Linked DNA regions of Mus musculus: regions 1 and 3 are each linked to region 2. A link is a loop called in an ENCODE intact Hi-C map of the cell type or tissue named here. Cell type or tissue: heart. All regions are shown on one strand. Each heading gives the region's core, and the rest is flanking DNA. Links, peaks and the distances in the headings are about the cores only.

Region 1 (7,895 bases), core at 1,040-6,039, 97 kb after region 2:
AGTCTCTGCTCCCCAGTACTAGGATTGCCAACTCCCATTGCTGAACCCAGGATTTTACACAGATCCTGGGGATTGAACTCACATTTGTGTGGCAAACTCTTTACTGACTAACCCATCTCCCAGCCCTGCACTCACTGCTCTACAAACTTTCATGGAAGGATGACGAACTGGAGATCGTACATCATACTCCCAATACTTAATCAAAGCTTAAAAAACAAACAAACAACATAATCTAGCATGATGGTAACAGAAGAAAAACTTACAGTTATCTTTCCTTTTGTATTTTCATTTCTTTATCGATATCCTTTATACAAGTCCTTTTTTTTTTTTCAATTTCACTTTTCAGCCATATCCTACAACCCTGCTATAGGGTTCTGAGCTTGAAGCTGGGCACTAAAACCATTGTATCTGTCTTTTACTTGGGCAGGAAGAGGACAAGAGTTAAGCAGCAAAGGGCCCCGGGTTGCAAACAAGGAGCTGCCAGGGAGGAAGCCTGGCTTGAGGACAGGTCCCCTCAGGACTGACTTCTTGGCAGTCTATCCCGTCATCTATCCTTGGATGTCTGCACTCAAGTTCTAATAACAGTCAGCATCTATTAAGCAACTCATCTGTGCCAGGATCTCTGTATTATCTCCTTCAGTCCTTGCACAATCCAAAACCAGGCACCATCACCATCTCCATCTTACTGGGGTGGAGGAAGTTATATTCCCACATGGGTTGTAATCCCATTTCTGTGTGTCATCCAAGTAACTGATCCAAGTTCTGGCTCATGTCTAAGTTCCACCTCAGATGTCACTGACCCCTACATCAGCCCCCAAAGGCTGTAGCTTCCCATTTCCTTCTATCTCCTCTGTGTCTCCCTCTGAAGGTTATCAAGACTTCAGAGACCATCTTGCATGTCTTCTCTATTCTTTGGAAACTATTACAGAGCAAACTAGTAGTTCCTAAACCAAGGCTCATAGGACCTTACTTCTGTTTAGTCACCAATGCACCATACCACTGGGCATGTTTTCTCATCTATGAAATGAGAAAGTTGGACTAGGTAGTATCTTGAAGTATTTGGCTTCAGGCTTTGGGTAGCTTCTTAGCATCTAGGTGGGACTATGGGACACCCCTCACCTGCACTGTGCCCATCTGAGTGGCATGAAGATGGAACAGATGATGCAGTGACTGGATTTCTGAGCCCCAAACCACAATACCTACCACCATAATCCATGGGTGGTAATACGGTGTAACATTTAGCCTGCTCCGCAATTCACTGTGATTGGAAGGTATGATAAACTGCCGGGCTTGCCCAGTCTCTGGTGGAAGGTACTGTGGTCTGGTAGGATATGAATGTTTCCCCTCAAGGTTCATGAACTGGAAGCTTGGTTGTGACAATGCTTAGGTAGTAAGACATTGAAGGGATGCTTAGACGATAGGTCCCTATCCTTGGATGGGAGTAGTTTGTTCTCACAGGGCTGGGTTAACTCCCAACAAAGGAGCTTGATCTAAGAAAGCAAGCCTGCTCTTGTCTCCTGCTTCCTCCCTGACCACAGGATTTCTTCCATAGCCACTGCTCACCTGTCTCAGACATGGCCACCCACCTTCCATGTAATCGTGCTATACTCCAGAGGTCCTCCAATGCCGCTGCCTGATCTTGGACTTTCAGCCTCTATCCATAAAGAAAACGCATCTTAGATGCTTTTAAGATATTAAGCAATATTAGCCTCAACTATTTTCTTGCAGCAAAACAAAATGAATTCAGACGTAGGGCAGGGCACATCAAAACATTATTTGTATTACCCTAGCTCTTGTTTGTGACCCACGTCCTGAACTTCTTTGTACCAAGCCCAGTAAGCAAAATAAAGCTGAGAATGGTGTCTTTGTCCTATTATAAAAACATTCGAGGATACCTTATTTGCATATTATAAACGTTTGCATAAGGCCTTTTGTTAAGTGGTATGAGTCCCCTTTGAAACAAGACATTCTATCAGTTCATAGTGCATTCCCAGGCAGAGCAAAGGTAGGCCACACACAAGAAGTATGCTTTGAAATCCTTTCCACATTAGGAAAGAGAAAACACAATTAAGCAAATTTGCTATGGTGAGAAGCTTTGCTTTCCTGGCCTGTAATGGAGACAGAGCTTTGAGCAAGAGAAGTGCCAAGTTGTATGTGATTCCTAAACCCTTCTAAGTGTTTAATAATTAATGCTTATTTTTCCTTCTATTCTTTTCCACTCCCTCATCTCCTTTATATGGATCTTTGACACCCACTAGGGAATTAGATGGTCTTCAGCTGTTTACATAATCAGAGATTTAAGGCTAGCTTAAGGAGAAAGTTAGGTCAAAAACTAAATAATGATAAGAAAAGCAGAAAAGTTGCTTGCCTGGGGCGGGGAGTAGCACACTAAGCTTTGGTCTTAACAGCCTCAAGAGCATCTGTTTAAAGTTTTTTTGGTAGACTCATGCAAGTGGGGGTGGTTGGTGAATATTTATATAGCTGGATAAAATGAAAGCAAGTTGAAAATGATACCATCCTTCTCTCTAGAAGGAATCCATTGTGCACAACCCTCTACCCCAAACATTCACTTGGGTTTCTGTCCTTCTGGGCTCATCTTCTCTGCTTTGTGTTATCTGATGTGGCAGAACTGACCCCAGCACAGCCTGAGATTCCCTGGGGAGACAATGTTGCATCTTTGTATGGGTTAGATCTCGTATCTGGAAGAGACATGCTTCTCGACCCTCTGCCTCTCCTACCCCTCTACTGTTCCCCTGACAGACTGAAGCAAAATTGGCCACGAATTCCATAAACCATTGTTCCACAAGGACTGGAAAGATGAGAGCCACACTGTGAGCTGTCACAGTCTTCCCAGGTCGTGAAATAGCACAAGAGGGGTGTACAGCCAAGATAGCAAAAACATGTAACAAGATAGATTTGGGGCACTTCCAGGATGAGGGGCAAGCAGCAAAAGCTAGCCCAATGGCAGTTACTGCAGAGATTTGCCTGAGTTGTTGGGTCCTGGCAACAGAGTAGTCAGAGAACCAATGGAAATGCAGCTTCCTTGGCCACATCTCCAGAAATTCTGAATTGGTCCAGATAATTTAGTACAGAACTAGGTCCAGAAAGAAGAATGGACTGGTTTCCAGGAAAGGTGAGTTCAGGAGGAGTCATCAAGGAAAAAGATAAGGCATAGAAGTCAAATTTAGATTTCAGCCTTGGCAGCATTCCTACTTAACCTTTGTGAGGATTCTTTCTTCAAATTACAAAGTTAATAGAGGCACTACACAATGGATTCTTGTTTAGGACAAGGCTTAGCAACTTATAATAGTCCTGTAAGGAGGTGGTGTAGTCCTCATTTGACATATGAGGAAACAGAGGCATGGCCGGAGCATCTAGATTATCTAAAAGGCAACCTTGCTCATCCATGCTGGAGCTGGGATTTGAACACAGAAATCTGAATTTGTAGAGTTAAGGAAATTTGGCAAGGAAGCACACAGGAAATATTGAATTTTTGCTTAATACAAAGGGCCTCAGGGTCTGTGTTCTTTTTTCAGAGTCTTGTTGAGACATGACCAGCTGCTGGCCTGTGAGGTCAACTGCCTGCTCTGGTAGAATTCCACTGGAATTGCTGGACGACCAGAGTAGAAGAGAAAACCAAGAATACTTGATCTGAACACACCATTCCTTGCCTCAGTTTCATACACACACACACACACACACACACACACACAGACGCATATGTATATACATATATGTAAATGTATATATATACACATATACATATATGTAAATGTATATATATACACATATACATATACGTATACACATACACATACACATACACATACACATACACATACACATACACATACACATACACATACACATACACATACATATACATATACATATGACTGTTTTCAAGACCTGTGGCTTAAGTCACGATACAGAACAGCTGAGTCTGTCTTCTCTACACACTACTCTTTCTTTTATTGGCTCCCAATAATGTCAGGAAAAACAAAAATGTATGCTAATTGATTTTCAAACAGTGGCTTAGTTTTTTGTCTCTAATAGATCTTTCTTCTCTTATGGCTGGACAAGTTGAGATGGTTCGTGAAAGTGCCAAGACTGCTCCTTAGAAACAAAATAAGACTTCTTCCAAGGGGCCACCAATCCTGATAACATGTAAGCTGTTGTATAACATTCTAGAATAGTCCATTTAGTTCAGAAAGGGAGGTGCTTCCTTCAGCAAATATTTGCAGTCAACATTTGAGATGTCAAAGGAACATCTACACACAGATACCTGGCCCTTGCTGTAGTAAATCTATACAGCCCCAAAGCTGATTGCCTCTGGCTTACTTGTTTCCTAACATCTTTAATTCACACATGCTGGATGGTTTGTACCAGCTAATGGATGTTTTTATCAATCTCTGCTTGCACCATATAATGCTTAATGGAGAACATGTTTTGAAGGGAAGCTATTCAGACCCATGGGTAGGTGCTCAACGACAGTCCTCCCCACCTCCCCACCTCCCCACCTCCCCACCTCCCCACCTCCCCACCTCCCGGGTTTATACTAATCATCAAAGCAAACCAGACAGACACTTACTCTAAATTACTGCAGAGTGATTTAAAATTTTCAAGGTCTCCCTGAGAGAATACATTTGCCTAGGGAGAGAATTTGCAATCAATCAATCAATAACCAATCAATCAATATTTTATAACAAGTCAGCACCATCCACTCACACAAAAGACCTATTCATTTTCTTCTGGGGAAAAACAAAAAAGGCAATACTCCCTCTGGAAAGTAGACCTTGGAAGAAAAAGAAAATAAAAGAGCAATCTTTCCACTTTGCTCTAGCAATATGTGGAGCTCACATTTGTCATCTTCAGCCTCTAATTCAGCAGTCAGTTTAGAGGAGAGGGGTGTAAATCATGGCCATGGATTTAATTCAACCCCTTGCCAATCTATTCTATTGCTCTCAGTCAAGTTAGAAATGCAGTTAAATCAAAGGAAATATTTTGGGCTGGGGAATTTGGTAGGTACTGAGACCCAGCTGGAAGAAATAGGGTTGTATTTCTGCTCTACTGAATCCCAGACAGAAATGGACACCCTTCAGCCAGAGGGAGTCCTGAGGTGGCCTCCTAACAGGCCATAAATGCCAAAAGGGCTATAAGGAAGCAAGACAAGAAAGACTTGTATGGCCGGGCAGTGGTGGCGCACACCATTAGTCCCAGCACTTGGGAGGCAGAGGCAGGCGGATTTCTGAGTTCGAGGCCAGCCTGGTCTACAGAGTGAGTTCCAGGACAGCCAGGGCTATACAGAGAAAGAGAAACCCTGTCTTGAAAAACAAAACAAAACAAAAAGACATGTATGTATGTATTTTGGTTCTGTTGGTTAGCCAGAAGAAACTAAAGTAAGGAGCAGGGAGAATTAAGTCTAGGCAGAATGTCTGCGTGCAATTTCCATGTACAATGATGTCATTTGCTGTGTATCATTTGCAATGAAGAACTTGAGAGTTTATCACGAATAATTCAACTCACTGTTTTGCCTCCATAAAGCAACCTGGCTAGCACCTGCATCTTACAGATAAAGACACCAAAGCCCAGACACACAACTGGCCCAAAGTCTTATGATCTCTTCATAGATAAGATGGAATCTTTTCATAATACCCATACTCTCTATAGATATCTTCTAGTCACAGAGCATCCGTCATTGAAAAACCTAATTTAAGTTCTATGTTCCTATATTCAATCATTTGTTGTTGCTTCAGCTTCATGTTGAGAATAAAGGTATCTCTGGAGATGTTCCGTTGGAGTTATAAAATAAAACCTTGCTTTCTTCAACTTGGAAAGCTGAGAGTGGACCAGCAGTGGTTTAATACCAACATACATACTGTGATTCTGACCCGCAGTGGTTTAATACCTATATACTGGGATTCGGAAATCTGGTACTACATGAGTTCACGCTGCATTTTTTTTCCTCAAGTCCTCCAAAAATATCACTGACTAGGATGAATGGCACTCATGCCAAATTCATTAGAGTTTGAAAACAGAGCTCTATTTTAGCTCTTTGAAAGCCAAGAGAGAACTTTGATATTTTTTCGCAAGTGTGAAAAAACTTTCAGCTGTGGCAAATTAACTCAAAACATCAAAGTGTGGTGTCGCCAAGTTAGAAGAGTTTTGGCGAGGCTTCGTCTTCTAAAGAAACCCTCTTCTCCAAGATGTTGCCATTGGAGAGGTTGGGAGGCTGAAGAGAGGTCTAGTGGAGTGGCATTCTCTGAGTGGGCTGAGAGCCAAACTATTGTTCTTGCTGTGTGTCAATAAAGAAAGGAGAAGTGTTTACTGAGTATCCCTGGAATCTGCCAATTAGCCTGGAATTTGAGGGATTTTCCTGCTGAACCTTGTGGCAGCCATCTAAGAGCTGAAGGGACAGGTGAAAACTTTTAACCCTTCAATGGAAGGTAGGCTGGCCCAGAGCACCAGCTTGGACTGATATCCTACCTCATTCTGATCCATCCCTGATGTGTCCTATGGAGTGGTCACTTCCCCAAAGCTTAGTTCTGACATCTGAGGTGACATCAGAGGGACACTGGCCCCTCCACATAGAACTGCTTGGGAGCAACATTCTTAGAGAGCAGGCCACCAGTCTCAACATTGATGATAACCTCTTAATATTTCTGTGAGTGATAAGGGAAATCTATGTTCCAATAGCCTGAGATGATCCTTAGGCAGATAGTAGCTTGACAACCCCTGCTACCTAATACTAGTTTGAAGATAAAATACATATGCCCACAGAGAACAGCTGATCACAACAGAATCCTACATCTTCTGGAGCCATCCAAAGAAAAGGAGTGGTCTGATAACTGGCTCCCATGGAGTTACTGGAGAGAGAGGAAGAGAAGAGGTTAGGACCTGACACGTGCTAGAACCTAGGAGACCACATGTGTCATAGAGATACAGGAAAGGTGGACAGGGAACTGAGAGAATGGTACTGGTTGGGTGATAGTGGAGAAAGTCACAGATACAGCAGGTCCCAAACTTAAACTTGGGTGGGGAGAAGATGTAGACGGTTAGCGTTCTGTATAGGAGATACTCAGCCATTTATAGTTGGTGCCTTACAGGCTCTGGCTGATGTATTGATGTGACATTTCATTAAGTGGTTGCCTTCATGGATCTCAGTAGAGAAGGAGACACAGCAACTATTTGGAAGCAAATCGTTTTTTTTTTCTCTCTCTCTCTTGATAAGAAGTAAATTAATAGAGAGCCCGTGAAAAGAACTGAAAAGGAAAAGCATTCAGGGCTTCAAGTTCTGAAGTAAATGAGAGGGATAGAAACATATTGGAGAAGTGAGTGTCACGAGTCTGGGGTCATTCAGAGATTTATTAGTCTGACCATGAATAGATTTTTAACAAATAAGAGGCTTTATTAAACACTGGCCAATACCATGGATGCTGGCCAGGTCCATACCTGAAACTCATGCTCTAGGTATAATTCCTAATAACCTTAATCATGAGCTTATAAAGGCAAAGTCCACTAGGCTATGTACTTCCTGCCTTCATCCAATCAGGGACAAACATACATCCTGATGTACTTCCTCAGTACATGTGATCAAGCACATATCCTGTGCACTTGGGGCAACCAAGCTTACTCACAGAAGTGAAAACACATGGCTTGTTATCTTACATGAACAATGGTTCCCAGCATGCCAGGAAGTTATCTGTCCTTGGGCAAGTGGAGTTTACAGGTTAGAGGTGTTTTTGTTTTATAGATTTCTTAAGTCTAGTAATTTAAACTTAAAACATAACTGTGATGGTTTGTATATGCATGGGCCAGAGAATGGCACTGTTTGGAAGTATAGCCTTTCGGAGTAGGTGTGTCACGGTGGGTGTGGGCTTTAAGACCCTCATCCT
Region 2 (7,895 bases), core at 1,494-6,493:
ATCAAAGGAGATGCCCCTAACTCCTCCTCAGACACTGAAAGTTGGGGGGGCAGGGGAGGCTGCTCTTTCTCCAACATCTGCAGAGTAGGAAGAGTTCTCTGGAGAGCAGAGGCTCCCGCTCATGCAGCAGGTTGATAGTGATCAGCACATGGAGAAGCCTAAGGGGTCCCAGGCCTGGAGGGCACTGTGGGATGGGATGGGGAGGTGTCTGGGTGAAGTAGGTCTAAGAGCAAGCAAATGAGTCTGCTCATGAGTGTGTTTGTGTTTTGTTGTATGAGTCAGAGAACAATGTCTTTTGCCCTTCTAGCTTTGCGTGGTAATATGACACATTGCTAATCCCAGGATTGCTATCCTTCATTGGTTACTCTGCCCAAGATGGCTGCCTGTAGGAACTCTCGTTCCCTAAACAAGAGGAGACCTGCAGGTTCTTGCAAAGGCAAAGCTTAAGGTTACCTGTTACATCCATTTCCTCACAGACGCACTCACCCGATATCCTTTCCAAGTCTGTCTTAAGGAGCTCACTTTAATAGGCTCAGCTAATTAAGGGCCATTAAACTTTCTTAGGAATGTAACCTCTAGTTTGAGCATTGTTCTTAGGAGGAAATACCATATCCTTGGTGAGGGAGAGTCCAAAAACTCATTGATTAACCAATTTGCTTCTACCTGCCTGGATGTCACTGTCAAATTGAAGCAAAACTAAACCGAGCACAACTCAGCTTGAGTATGAAGAAGGCATAGACTTCAAGACCGGCTTGAGTCAAGTGTGAGAGATAGAAACTGCTTCAAAGGGCCAGCCAGGGAAGCGGCTTTGTTTATTTATAGATAAAAAGGAATAAGGAAGGAAAAGGCTTCATTCCCACAGGAGGCTGGATGAAGGAACAGGAGCTCATTACGGAACGGAATGGACTCTGAGTGAGGCAGGCACCTAAACTGGTGTGCTAGTGGGTTGGATTGTTCTGTGCTGGAACCAGCCAGACACCAGGAGATAGAGCCGACTGGAACTTGGCATGTTCATGAATTGACACATCTGATGAAGAGGCGGCTAAGGGACACAGCGGGATTTATGTGTCTGACTTGATTAGCAAGATCTGGTGCCACCCTATGACTCTTGTATTTCTACTCACATCTGCTTGTGACCTATCATCATGCTCACAGATGAGTGGATCACTCACTCAACCCTCGAGAGAAACGTCTGTCTGTCCTGCATAATGATTAACACAGAGGTGCGCACCCGGTCAAGAGAATACAAGAGTGCTTATCTCTTAATGAGGCATCTATATCACACACCCACTCTGACTCAGGGGTCATTGTGGAAGAGGGGTGGGAAGATGGTAAGAGCAAGAGGCGTAGATAACTGCCCTACTATGTTCTGCCTCTCTGCCCGGGTGTCTGGGGCACCAATGGCGGGCCACTCGAGGGCTGCAGAGCAAAGTCTTGGAATAGGGTCCACATCCTTTGTCTTCCTGCTCTGACCGGGAAGGGGAGATGGCAGTCTGGGATGAATGCTGCGGTTTCCTGTCTCCTCTCTGGGTACTTGGGCGCCTCAGGCAGACCACTGAGAGTCAGGAACAGGTCCGACGGAGGTCTGCCTTTCCCTTCCGGGTCTATGCACAGGTAGGGAGGAGGCAGAGACCCGGACAAGCAGAATCAAGTCAGATTGAGATCTAGGGCACAGTATACGGGAGGTTGTGGAGGGGAGAAAGCCTTTCTCGGGAGTCTTAGGACTCTTTAGTTGCCATGTATTTGTACGTCTGCTTCTGTACTCTGTAGTCTTTGGCAAGAGCCCGTTGGAATATTTTCTATGACATACCATACCGTCCTAAGTGTGGTAGCAGCTAGAAAGATTTTAATCTCCGGAAGAAAAGTTTTCCCATATTCTTCTTTAAAGTGTCTATTCTTGGTCCTCCGATATTTTATTCGACTGTTGGGATTAACTTATGAGTTTCCTCCAAAGCTAATGGGAACTCTGGAATTTTACTGAATACATGAAGTCATGTGTCTCCAGGCATACACACTCACAGAATCGATGAGTTGTAGAGCATTGCATTTCACAAGGTCTTTTTGGCTCTTCACCAGCTCCAATCTGTCACAGTCTCACAACGCCATGGAAGGAGATGCTGTGCTCAAGCAGCCATGAAAGTCTTTGTTTATAGAAAGCTGCGATAAAGTGAATCTATCTTGGGTTCTGATATTGCTTTTACCAGAGTAGATTAATATAAACCTGCAACTAGACGTAGAAGGAGCCACTACGTATTATAGCAGCAAAAGCAAACCACCAGCAGCAGCAGCAAGAGTCTCCTTGCATTTAGTACAGTGTATCTTTGTCTTCTATTGGGGATTGAAAGATTTGTTTCTCAGAACAAGGAGTGCCAAACCAATTGATGTAAGAATGATAAGTATGTGGGATAACATGGATGCTAGTGAAGTTGAACAGTAACATGCTTGGGGACCTGAGTCCTATCTTCAGAAACATGGTTTTAAAAGGACTGGGCCTTGTGGCATGTGCTTGTGTTTGTGGCGTTGGAGAGGAGACATGCAGATGCTAGGAGCTCACTGGCCAGCCTAGCCTAGTTGATGAGTTCCACGTTGGTAAAAGATCTTCTCTCAGTCAATCAGTTAATAGCATACCTAAGGTGGATCTCTGGCTGTGTGTGTGCCACACACACACACACACACACACACACACACACACACACACACACACCATGGGTTTTACGTAGACTAGCCTGCTCTTAAAATCAATCTTAATTTGTCTTGAAGTTAACTTAGGTACAGCTAAAATTGTCATGGCAACTTACGGTTCTATTACACAGATGAAAGTCATCATTTTTCACAGCCACTATCTTGGCCATGGAAGCTCAAGGAAGCGTTGCACTTGGGATTCAGTTCTGTTTTACATGTTGATGTGTACAGATGTCATCTGAAGATAAAGTGGGCTTTCCGCGCTACTGTTTCCAATGTTGATGTCTTTCTCACAAAATCCTTCAGACATTTGCTATAGGAGAAAGGAATCAACTCCTAAAGTTGCATTAGAATTATATTTTTGTGAGGCATTGATTTGAAAACCATGGGACCACAGTCAATGGCAGTGACCAGAGGCAGGCTTGCATATGCACGGAGTGAAGGTTGTGTTTTCATTTGACTGCACAGTCAATTTGATGGGCCGATAATAGCTGGCTCTTGATCATGTTAGCATGATCAGGAAAAAAAATCACTTTTCAAATTGGGTGTTAATTCAAAGTTGCATAACTCTTTGTAGCTGCTAGTATGCACGGAATGAAAGGATCTCTGCTCTCAAGCTGGACAAAAGAAAAATAGCTCATTCCTGTGGGACCGTTCCAGGAAGTTCACAGACTCAAACCAGGGGTGGGGTGGGGCTTTGAAAATGATTACAATTGAATAACTTCGCTTGTCATTACCAGCCAGTCTGCTATCCCTGATTGACAGCTGGTCAGCTATTCCTGATTGACAGTTGATCTGTCAGTTATCTCGAATTATCAGTTGATTAGTCAGCTATTCCTGATTATCAACTGATCAGTCAGCTAGCTATCTCTGATTGTCAGTCAGCTTCATGAGCTAAGCATCAGAAACAGTAGGTTTCAAACACCTTCGTCTTTTAGCCACTGTGGCAAATACCTGGGGGGGGGGGGGGGCAACATGAGGGAGGAGGGTTATAGCATCGTGACAGAAGGGCGTGGTGGAACAGAATTGTTCACGGCATGGCAGTCAGGCTGAAGAAGGGCGACGTTTCCTCATTTTTGCCCATCGGGGCTCACCGCCTACATACAGCGTTAGCGATGCACGTGTTCAGCGTTAGTCAATCCTGTCTGAAAAGCCCTTCACAGAAGTGCTTTACTAATCTGCTTGGCACTTCACCCTAATCAAGAGAGCGATCAAGGTTAACAATTCCTATGAGTCCCGTAGGGCCCCTTGCATGAAGACATCACCTAGAATTCAACCCGACCTGAGAAAGAAAAGGAAAAGAGAAAAAAAGAAAAGAAAGGAAGGGAAGGGGAAAGATAAGGGACGTTCTGCCTTGTCATTGATTTCACGGGTGCATCACAAGGTGGAGTCGAGTTCTGCACTGTCTTGGAGGTGACCAAAAATGAGAGTCAAGTTTGGAGAAACAAATGCTTGTTCTCCTAAGTTTGGATTAGAATGGCCTTTGGGCAAAATTCCCTCATTAGCGTCGAATAAATGTTTTTCCATCATGAGCAAAAAAGATTTTATACAAATTCCATTTCCCAGAACTCCGTGAAAGAAATGGAAACTCCCTTTTCTGATGTTACAAAACAACTTCCCCCCACTAAACCTGCTTTCTCCTTATCCCCCAAGTTCACTCTGCGTCTGCTAGGTGGCGCTGCAGGCTAATGCATGGGTCCCTTAGCGCCTCGCGGGCGGCTGTGTGGGAGGCTAGGCAGGAGGGAAGGAAGCAGCTGCCACTGTTTCCGTCCAGTTAGGATATCAGCACAGTGGAAGGGAGGAGACCTGCTCTTGCCAAGACTTGGCTTCTGTCAACTTAGGAATCGCTCATCATCTTCTGGATGGATCACAGCTGGCGCTGAAGGGGCTGAATGGGCTTCGTATTTCTTTAGGGAGATTCTGGGGCGCCCAAGCTTGTTGAGAAAGGCTGTGGGTTTCTTTGTCCGAATTTCCAAAAGGTGTTCTGTAACTTTGGAAGAAAGACTCAAGAATGAAAGGAAAACATCACAATTCAAAGGTTTGGGGGAAACCAAGCTGTGCCCTGCTTTAACTGGTTCCACACAGTGTAAAACAGTGGCTTTCAGACTATAATTTGGCCTGAATGCTTGTATTTTTATAAGGAGTATTCTGCACCATTTTGAGAGCACTTGTGCCTGCCTCTCCTTGTGCACGTAGGTACCACAACTTGTCCACTACTGCCTGCAAAGGACAGACTGCTAAGTCATAAAACTTAGTTTTTAAAGGGAAAGGAGATATCAGTTACAGATTTAACATAGTAGATTGGCACGCAAGGGCACATAAGTACATTCAAACCACATCAGAAAACTTGGGCCCAAGAACTTATCAAACACAACCAGACAATGGAAGCATGCAACACCCTCACCGGGATCCCACAAGCAGGACACCTAACTGTGGTCTCCTACTTCCCACTCAACCCTGTAGCCCAGGCTCAGACCTGCAGCAGCTCTTCTTTGACTCGGGGTTCTTTGACATTTTTTTCTAACAACCAGCAGTGGCTTTCTTTGTATCTGCCTCACCTTTCTGTCTCCACTAGGGCTTCTTGGAACTGCAACCCTACCCCCACCCTCAACCCCCCTGCTTTGGCCTTTTTGACCCTTTTGTTGCCATTCTGTTATCTGCATATATACAGAGAGATAAAATGACTAAATGCTGTGTAACATGTGACCCAAGAGTTAATGTTAGCGATTAAGATGGGAGTAAAATATTTCATGTTTGTCATTGGGCAGCTATCAAAGGCCATCAGGACTATTAGGCTAACTGCAGCTGACAAAAACAATACAACCTGTGAATTTATGGTTATTTAATAAACTATGACATTGTAAAAAGATACAAACATGTCTGTCTGCGTTTCTGACTTAGTGTTCTCAAAGCTGTACTGATGCTCAATCTTATAAACCAGGTCCCTGGTGGAGGGCAGAGATTCCCACTTCAGTCTTTTCCTAAGCAACAGATGCTTCCTGCTGCAGCAGGACCTGGGACAGCCTTTCTCACCCTCTGCTGCTTTCAGAGTAAGCTAGGGTTGACTTCTGGAAAAGCACAGAGGTAGAGTTCCCGGGAGCCCTGTGTGGTCTGGAGGACCCTAGAGTATCTAGTGACTTAACAGAACTCCTTTCCCATCTTGATGAGGTCTAGAGCTCTGAGACTACTGACCTTAACAAATTAAAGACTCCTTTAAATGTATATAATACAAAATATTGCATATATAAGCATATACATATATATAAACATACACATGTACATCATACACACACACACGCGCGCGCGCACACACACACACACACACACACACACACACATATACATGAAGGTTTTAACTGGAGAAGCAATATGGAGGTGGTCAGGAAAAACCCTGGGAGAACCAGGGCCTTGGTGGGGCTGGGTAGGCAGGATGTTAACCCAAGGAGAGACCACAAAGACAGATTTGCTGCCTGGGTAGCAGTGTGCCCCAAAGTGCTTGTGTGCAGTCTGTGCCTGTGTCCAGGTTTGGGTTCTGGCTCTTTCTCGCCTCTTTCACTCTCCCAGTCACGCCTGGGGGAAACGGTGAGGTCTGTGGGTTGGATTTGAAAACTCAGGACTGAGGAGGAGCCTTAGGCAGAGGGAATATCGGCATCCATTCCAGAAAGAAGACTTCCTTAAGATACAAAGGTTCCCACCCAGAGGCAGAATACACACTCCTACCCACTGTAGAGAAAAGAAGACATGCCAGGAGACACCGAGGAGGAAGGAGACACTACACAGCAATGTACCAAGGGTCAGAGCAGGGAGGAGGACAAAGGTTAGGGAAAGAGTTCCAACAGGAGCTTGTGAATGAGAGTGTGTGAGTGAGCACACACACACACACACACACACACACACACACGCACACGCACACGCACACGCACACACACACACACACACACAGAGAGAGAGAGAGAGAGAGAGAGAGAGAGAGATTGAGATTTGTAGACACAAGAAAGTAAAGAGAAATACTAAAGTCCAAAAGTAGAGGCCAGGAAAGTAGCCATCCAAATGGACATGTGTGGGTTTCTGAGCCGCTCTTCTGACACTGCCCTAAAGATATGTGTCCTGCTAGGCATTGCTACATGTCATCTCCATCCTGCAATCTATCTGTTTCAACCTCAGGGACCTGCAGCCCTTCCTACATTTATCTCTGCCACAGCAACGATAACTTCTTTTGGCAGTAAACATCAGTAACCTTAAGTGCCATGAGTCATATTTTCAATTTTTTAATTAAATTATGGTCTGGCTGCAGTTTGATTTATTTCAGCCCAAATTAATTTAGAGTTGAGTCCACATAAATTTACATGGTATATTTAATACAGTGTGTGATTGTTCGGATTGTAAAGCCTGGTAGATTGATAGTCTCCTAGCAGGCAGAGCGGTAGTAATTGCAATTAAGGGAGAGGTTTACCTTACTCCTGAAACTATAGTCATAGAGGAGATCTGCTCTGTTCCTAGGAAAGACAGGGGGAGAGCCTACAAGTGCCCCATGTTCCCTAAGTCTCCTCGTTAAAAGTTGTAGCAATATGCTAAAGCTGCACTAAAACTAGCAGTGATGTGTTTCTTTCCCAGAATGTTAGAGATCGTAAATTTATACAGTAAGCATCTAGGGGGAAAAAAACCCATCTAACTCACGAAAATCTACTAAATCCTATTTTAAACAGCGAGAGAGTGAGTCATGCTGAGATGGCGTTCCTAGAATTCTGATAAAAGAAAAAAAAAGTCACATTAATTAATGTTCCTGAGAAAGGGTCACGGCTTACAGGAAATGAATTGGAAGGCGACAGGAAGAAGGGTGGGATACTGAGTGCTTTGGATAAAGGCAAGTGACAGCAGCCATCAGAAAGATCTGATTTGATGGGAAACGCAGGGATGCAGGGTAGGGCAAGAGAGGCAGGGGGCTGAGAAGAGGATAGAAGGGGATGATGGTGGAGACACTGGCTGGAGGCTTGGAGCGCGCAGTGGGAGGAGCCTAGTCAGGAAGCAGAGCCTGGGGAAGAGCTGCAATGCCCTTTCTCCTGGTTGCCTGTTAGCCAGGTGATTTGTGGCATGGAATTTTCTAGAACCTCTGAATGTTGAAGGGGATTCAATGGGCCTCGCAATTCTGGTAACTCACTTGACTGTGTGGCCTCAAAGGGTCAGTCAAAGAGTTGAGTTCTGCAAGAGGCAGA
Region 3 (7,895 bases), core at 1,040-6,039, 530 kb after region 2:
TTATACATTATTTACTGTTCATGCTCCAGGAGGGTGGGCATTTATTCTCTTTTCATTTCTGTTGCTCTGTTGAAAAGCAGCGTAGGGAAGAGATGGCTTCCAGTTCAGGTTACAGTACCTCCTGTATGGCAAGGAGTCAAGTCCAGAGGTCAAGCAGCTCTTCAAAGCACCCATGGTCAAGAACAAAGACAAACCTTTCTTTACTTGCCACCTAGTCACTTAGCTTTCTCTACCCTTGCAGAGTTTCACAATGCCAGCAATGGGCAGGTTCTTCTTACAACAATTGACAATCAAGACAATCCCTGATGGGCACACCCACAGGCCACTTTGATGGAGACAATTCCTCAGTTGGGTTCTCTTTCCAGCTGGCTCTAGGTTATGGAAAATCAGCATTTAAAACAAACCGTGACAGTGTTTATGCATTGTTCATCTCTGAGGCCCAGCAGAGCAGTACCCACTTTCTAGAACATTTTTGGTTATTATAGTTGTGGGGGGGAACGCAGGAGAAAACCGTGGGATGTGTGCACAGGTAAAGTTGAGCAGGATCTACACCCAGCACATCCTCCAACAATGCTTTGACTAGAGTAGGTCCTATGGCCGTACCTACCTACGTCTGTTCTTGCAAGGGAAGAATGTGAACGCTTATGGAAAACCCAACAGACCAAAGCAGAGCATCAAACACTGAGGGTCTAGTATAATCCCAAGAATGGAGCCTGACACTGAATAAAAGCAATTATCACAGCCTATGTTATTATCATTAGCATCATGCATGCTAACCTGAAATCACACAGCTATTGGGGGACAGGGAGGAGAACGGCACTACATCAACACCTAGAATTACTGCATCTAGAATTGGAATTCTTTTCTCTGTGCTTCTCTCATTGCACAGGAAAGACATGACCAGCCCAGTATTTTTTTGCACCTTCACCTGCATATCCCCCCACCCCCCAGGGGTTTTATTTTGTTCTCATGCTGTCACTCCAACGACTACCCTTCAAACAAACTTTCCTGGATTTAGACTAACTTAGGAGACATCTCTGGGTGTGTCTTTGAGGATGACATTTCCAGAGAGGTTTCAGTGAGGATGAAAACCCCACTCTGAATGTGAATAAGATTGTGCCATAAACTGGGGCCTTGGGTTGAACAAAAAGGTGAGAAAGAGCTGAACACTGGTATTTACCCCCCCCTCCTTCCTGAATACAGACCACCAGAACCAGCACCCTCGAATTTTGCCACCACTCCTTTCTGCCGCAATGGCCCACATCCTTTCAAAGACTGTGACTCCAAATACTCTCTTTACCTTCTAGTGGCTCCTGTTGGGTATTTTTTTTTTATAACAACAGATAAGTAACTCATGCCTTCTGTGGCAGTTTGAACATGCTTGGCCCAGGGAGTGGCACAACTGCTCAACTCTAACACAAAAGCAGCTATAAACAAAACTGAAACAACTGAGTATGGCTGTGGCCATTACAGCTTTCCATATAGAAACATACAGTGGTGTGGGTTTGACCAGAGAGCTGGCACCTATTCAACAACAAGTTTTGGAGAAAGACTGATGAATGGATAGTCTGAGAAGAATTCTGCAAAGAAGAATCTGGTCCTGTGTGACTCCACGTCCTCTGTAAAAGCCTGCTTTATAGGGTTATGTTGAGGACTAATCAGGTTGCCCTGGGAGCCCAGCCCATAGCAAACCCTGCATCCCCTCCACAGGGGTTATCCGTCTTCCCTAAGGACCAGCCACTGGCCCTATTCTCCTAGGACGGATTTTCTAATCCAGTGAGTCAGACAATGAAAGAAATGGATATCAGAGAGTGATAAGCACTGTAAAGGAAAATAAAGCAGGGTGAGGGTAAAGGGGGAGGGGCTGGAGGAGCAAGGGAGCCATGCTGATAAATGCAGAGCAGAGCAAAGTCTCAGAGATGTGGCCAGCAGAAGGACTGGTGGGAGATAAAACAGAGAATCTGGGCACGTGGGAAAGGCAGCTTAGGGGTCATGGAGGGAAGCCTTCATCTACTTCTGTATGAGAAGAAAAACTGTTGAATTTCAATGAGTTTGTACTCATGTATTGTACGTGTGCTTATGCATGTATCACTCACTGTGCCTGTGGGGGGTCAAAGGACAATTTGTGGGTGCCTGTCCTCTCCTTCCACCTGTTCTGGGGATGGACTCAGAATGCCTGGTTTGGTGGCAAATACAGCTACCAGACTGAGCTCCAGAATACCATCACCAATTAGAGCTGTTAGGATTACTCTGAGCTGTCAGTGTATTCCCTGTGTGTGTCTCTGTCCCTCTGTCTCTCTGTCTCTGTTTCTCTCTGTCTCTGTCTCTCTCTCTCTTCTTTATTTTTCTTTCTTCCTTCTCCCTAACACCCCCCCCCAATTGCCCATGATCCTCCTTTTCTCCTCCACGCCTTCTTTTAGCAGACATTTGACTCTGTTGGAGGCGCCCAAACCCCAGGTTACTCTCCAGCTCCGAGGGAAGGTTAGCCAGAGCAGCTCAGCTTTCCAGTAAGACTTAACCTAATTCCCCAGACAGAAAAGGGCTTAGTGAGAACAAGATGAGCATCAAAGCAGAGATCATCAGGAATATTTTCTCGTTATTTAATAAACAAATGCCGAGACGTTTTAAGACAAACACCAGCTGCCCCGCACTGCTGTGAATGTTGCAGAGAACACAGGGATGTGGGACTGCTTCGTCTTGTGCTATCTGGAGCCTGAGTTTATGAGGGGCTGTGTGTTTATCTCGGGATTGGGAATATAACCAACTCCTGATTACCTTACCAGGGCTAATGGATAGTCATAAATATTCCAAGCAGCTGAAAAAAAATCGAAGAATAATTTTTGCAGACACATTTTTAAGGTAAGTTATTGTCCCGATTAAACAAATATTATGTATGTGGGTGACAGTGGTTGTATGAGTTCACAAATCATATAGAATTGTATGAATGAGAGATGGGACGAAAAAAGCGTTTGAGAGAAGAATGTGGGAAGTGGTGGGGAGAGGAGGAATGTGCAGAAGCGCCTGCCAAGCATGCGTAGTGTGGGCCAGCAATAGTCAGAGCCCCTGGGTAAAGTACAGATTAAGTCAGCTCTTAGTCCCAAATGCTAGAGGGCTGAAATTCTACTCTGCTCAGAAGGAAATCACTCAGATTCCTCTAAAAACTGTCACTGACAGGGTTGATGCTGTACAACAAGACTAGAAGGCTTACCGAACTTGCTCTAAGAAAGCTTGTCTGGTTAGTAACCCCCCAGGCTGCTCTCCTACAGCCGGGAAGCCACTATCCATGCTTTGCTTCTATGAGTGTGGCTGTATGTGGAAGTATTTTTAACAATTTGCCAGCGGTGGCTCTTTTGTGCTTCTCAAATTCTAATATGAAACCAATCACCTGGGAGAAGGATGCAAATGCAGATTACGGCCCAGTGGGTCAACAGCAGGCCCTGACTTTCTGCATTTCTTAAGGGCTCCAATAATTTTTCACCTAGCAGTAAGCTCAGAAGTATCGATTTAAAAACCGGAATGGCAGACTTTATACTAAAATTTTAATTTTTAAAGGACGGTCTTGTGTAGCCTCGGCTTAGCCCAATTTTCTCCGTAGCTGGGGATGACCTTGAACGTCTGAGGATGACCTGGAACGTCTGAGGATGACCTGGAACGTCGTCTGGTCCTCACAGGTGCAGAGATGACAGGTGCGCAACAACAGACCTACTCCATCTTGCAGTGCTAGGAATCGAACACAGGGCTTCCTCCTCTCCTTATGCAAGCGGTCTATCACCTGAGCCACGTCCTCCAGATCTATGCTTCTTGACTAACTGTGAGCATGAGTGTATTTACGGCCTGGAAGTCTCTGAAATTCATAAGAACAGAAGAGTTGAGTTTAAGTGTTCTGGGTAAATTCACCTGATTTTGGGGGGAAAAATCAGTTCGATTAGAGGTCCTAGTACCTGGAACTCAAGTGGATGCTGATCTTTTTTAAAAGTAGATCTTCTAGCTTGGACCCCCTGATTTGGGAGAATGGAAGGTCTGTTTAGCACAATATTTAAGCTGTGTCAGGGTTGGAGCCTGGAGCTTGTTAGAGCTTGTTAGCTTTGATCGCCATCTGGTGGCAAAAGACAATAGAACTGTTTCTTTAAATAAAAAGAAAAAAAGAACAAAAAAATTGTGTGTGTGTGTGGGGGGGGGGTGCATACATATAAGTGGGTGGGTGTTTGTGTCTATGTGTGCCTTTACAGACACCGGGACAAGACACTGGGTGTCTTCTATTGTTCCCTGCCTTCCTGCTTTAAGAGAGGGTCCCACTGACCTGGAAGCTTACCATTCAGTTAGTCTGGCTGACCAGCCACCTCTCTGGATCATCCTATCTCTATCCCACTATGATGGAGTTGTTGTGTGCATGTGGGCATTCTCGGATCTTTACGTGGTTGCTGGGTATTAGAATTCAGCTCCTCCAATGTTCATGCTTGCAGAGCAATTACTCTGGCCTACTGAGCCTCTCTCTCTCTCTCTCTCTCTCTCTCTCTCTGTATGTCTTTTTTCCCAATGAAAAAACAAAGTATAGCTCTCACTTATGCTTGATGATACTGTGTTATTCTAAGTAAGAATTATTAATGCTAAAGGTATTCCTTCATATAATGTGTAGGTTGGGATTTAAGATAAACTTGGCTACCACTTTCTTTCTTTCCTAACTGTGTGTTGCCCAAAAACTCTGACTTAACTCACTACTATCCATCATCACTGTTGGTGTTGCTAGTGGCACTGAATATTGAGAATCCAGGATTTTGCACAGGCTAGGAAGCACTCTAACCTGGGCTACATCTTCAGCCCTTAGTTTCTGAGTTAGTTTCAGAGTTAGGGTCTTGTTACGTAGACCAGGCTATTTCAGACCTTGCTGTATAGCCTAGGATCATCTCAAATTCATTTCAACCCTTCCTAAATTGCAGCTGTTTACCACTATACTACCACACCTGGCTTGTGTCTTCTCTTCTTTGTCATGCGACCATGGGTAGATTGCTTAATCTTGGAAGACCACGAATTCTAAGTATGTAAGAAAATCATTAGCTACTTCAGTAGGTTGTTGTGAAATGGTGGGTGCCATGTGTATTAGTATTCTTTAGACAAATAAAACCCATAGAAAATTTGAATCAGCTTATGCAAGCTGATCAAAATAGTCCCAACTTACTACCTCACACTATAGAAGCTGAGAACCCACTAGTCTCATAGCTGATGAGGTGGGGTTTCTCGGCAGTCCCAGGCTGGTACCACAGGCCTGGAGGATTCCCAGAGACCTGCTGGTTCTTGGTCCACATCAGATGTGGGTTCTAATATCAGCAAAGGAATCAAAGCAGCAGTTGGTAAATTAACTCAGCAGCTCGAGGGAATGCCACAGCAGCAAAGGAGGAATGGTCTTCTTTTGGGAGGTGCCACCAATCATTTGGGGTGGCATGTCCCACATCCATAAAGCACTGAAGACATTTCCTAACTGATACTCCCATAGGCCAACCTGATAAAGACAATTCCTCAACTGGGAGCTCAACAGCAAGAGAGGGAAATGTGGCAGCAATGTTCTTAGTTATACTGTGAAAATAAGAACTCTAAGAAGCACCCATGACATGTTGTTAGTTTCAAGCTAAAAATAACAAAGATGAGGCCCAGAGGGGAAAGTTGCCCAGTAACAAATCCAAGGTCTGATCTAGACAACAAGTTTTATAACTTGGCTGTGAATTTTTCAAATGATAACTGTCTTCACTCTACTTATTAACCCAATAAACCAAAGGAAAAAAACCATTACTAGTCAGTTTTCACTACATCAGATGCAGTAACAAGCATCCCTGGGCTCTCAGGATTGTTTGTTGTTCCCATTACTTTGCCTTTGTAGGTTTTCTGAGCTGTGGATACTCCCATCAGCCATTGGCACTGCTGCAGGAAGTGCTGGATGCTGGTGGGTGGAGTAGTGAAAAAAAGTGAGCAGTTTTGACTTTGATTGCTTCTTTGTTGTCTAGGAAGCTGAGGTAAAGAGAAGATGCTGGAAATGTGAGAGACAAGCTAGCAAAGTGGCCTCTGCATCAGCTCCTGCCTCCAAGTCCCTGCCACATCTGAGTTCCCGTCCTCACTTCCTCTGGTGATGAAATGTGATATGGAAACGTAAGTGAAGAAACCCTTCACTCCCCCAAGTCACTTCGTTCACGGTGTTTCACACCATGTTAGAGCAATAGCAACTCTAAGATCATCGGACTCCAGGAGTCTCTCCTACATATGCAAAGATTCTTTTTAAAAGAATCACAGATTAGAACGAAAACCTGTTTTCTTCAGTAGAGCTTCAGCCCAGCTTGCATTAACCAAAACTGACCCAAAATTCTGTGGCCAAAATAAATGACTCTGCACTGAATTTGCGGCTGTTAGCCTGTAGAAATCAATTATTACACAGGAGTATCCTTTCAAAATTTATAATGCTTGTTTCTTTTCATTTAATTTTTCCCTAAGATGGAGCACTGTAAGATATGTGGATAACCGATGAGTCCTGTCAACAACTCCATACCCAAGCTTGCACAAGCACATCTCCATTTCCAACCTAAACCAATCTGGGTGATGAGGACAGAAGACTTTGAATATGGGTACAGTCTAAGTCCGTGAGGGAAAGAGGAGGAAGGCATTCATTTTTATCAAGAGTCTAGGCTTATCTTTTTCTGTCACATAGGAAAGCAAGATGAGATGAAAAGAAGCAGAAAACAGAGAGAGCACGAACAGGGAAAGGAGGGGGAGGAGAGAAAGGAGACAGGGAAGCTGGTGGTAAGAAGGAGCAGTGGAGGGGGGGGGGGGGAGTTGGAAAATGAGTCCCTGTCATCAAGGGAAGGACAGAGTCCCATTAGGAAATCCAGGAGGCTGTAATGCGGAGACTGGTGTTTCTCCATCCAGGGAACTCATAGTCTCCTCTCCATCTCTACCCCCTCACTCTCTTTCCCTCTCTCCCTCCCTGCCCCCTCCACCTCTCCTCCTCCTCCTCATCTCTCTCCAGATCCCTCCACCTGTTTCAAGAAACAAACATCTGCTATTGCGTAATGGCTAACTGTTACGGATTGTTTTTATACCTTACACTGCAGATTCTGGGCGTCTAGGCTCCACACAATTCATTCCACTGTAGTTCTTGCCTTTTAGAACATTATGCTGGATCTTGGTAAGTTACAGTGTGGGAGCTCTTAGTGGCTTTCTCACTACCAAGGTTAGTGTGGTTACTGAGATAAAAGGGAATGAGGTTGGGAAAAGGGAAAGGTTAGGAGAGAGCACAGTCACCAGAGACAGGGCCTGACAAAGGGTCTGTGTGGCTAAGACCAAGTAAACAGACTCTCTATGTTAAACCTTTTATGAACACATGATTTTTAGAGCTAGGCAGGAAAAAAATGATTGTCTATTAGTGTAATTTAGCAAATCAACAGCAATGTGGTTCAGAGAACTATGTTTATGCCTGGAACTTTCCAGTAGCCTTCAGATAACACCACATATACATAGCCATGGAACAATTAATTTTTAGCCAAATAAAAGATGGGCTAACATATTTGTGCTATATACATATATATATATATATATATATATATATATATATATATGCTATCAAACAATAGCATGGATTCTCTTTATCCCAAGAACTTTCAGAGTAGGGCACATACTATCTGGAAAGAAAATTCTGCATATATATATATGTATATATAGTGTGTGTGGGTGTGTATAAGCACGTGTGAGTGTTTAGGGCCAGATATTGACTAGCAAATGAATCTCCCTTTAAATCAGAGCAGGCTACGTGTGCTATCATTAGTCTCCCAGCTTGGGGCGGGGGTGTCTGCTTCCATAACAGCAATTCCTGCCACAGCAGTGAAAATAGCAATCAGATGGAAAAAAGTAATAAC

Evidence for each region. Hi-C counts contacts between places; a loop is a spot of excess contacts. Peaks named below come from ENCODE experiments on the same cell type or tissue, not always from the same donor. Only the 100,000 strongest peaks of a DNase experiment are listed, where the experiment ranks them.
Region 1: it touches region 2 in a loop (2.0-fold over the local background); 4 of 42 quality-filtered maps call a loop at or near these places.
Region 3: a loop joins it to region 2, with 18 times the contacts of the local background. A loop is called at or near these places in 25 of 42 quality-filtered maps.

The regions. Positions count from the first base shown.
Region 1 is chr15:7,002,901-7,010,795 of GRCm38, forward strand. All of the region lies in intron 1 of Gm30559 (a long non-coding RNA gene), which reads left to right. Among named protein-coding and RNA genes, the nearest start is that of Gm30559, 14 kb to the left of the region's middle. In heart, for the core only: no CTCF peak of the experiment used is centred there; a DNase peak (open chromatin) is centred at 3,561.
Region 2 is chr15:6,905,466-6,913,360 of GRCm38, forward strand. No RefSeq gene overlaps it. Among named protein-coding and RNA genes, the nearest start is that of Osmr, 35 kb to the left of the region's middle. In heart, for the core only: no CTCF peak of the experiment used is centred there; a DNase peak (open chromatin) is centred at 4,476; H3K4me3 peaks cover 404 bases; H3K27ac peaks cover 535 bases; H3K27me3 peaks cover 145 bases.
Region 3 is chr15:7,439,855-7,447,749 of GRCm38, forward strand. It overlaps Gm41263 (a long non-coding RNA gene), which reads left to right and starts at 2,447. Exons shown (of 4, transcript XR_875019.1): 1 at 2,447-2,859; 2 at 3,596-3,686; 3 at 5,997-6,138; 4 at 6,478-6,997. Gm41262 (a long non-coding RNA gene) reads right to left here. Exons shown (of 3, transcript XR_001781710.1): 3 at 3,558-3,844. In heart, for the core only: a CTCF peak has its summit at 4,091 (motif pointing left); no DNase peak of the experiment used is centred there.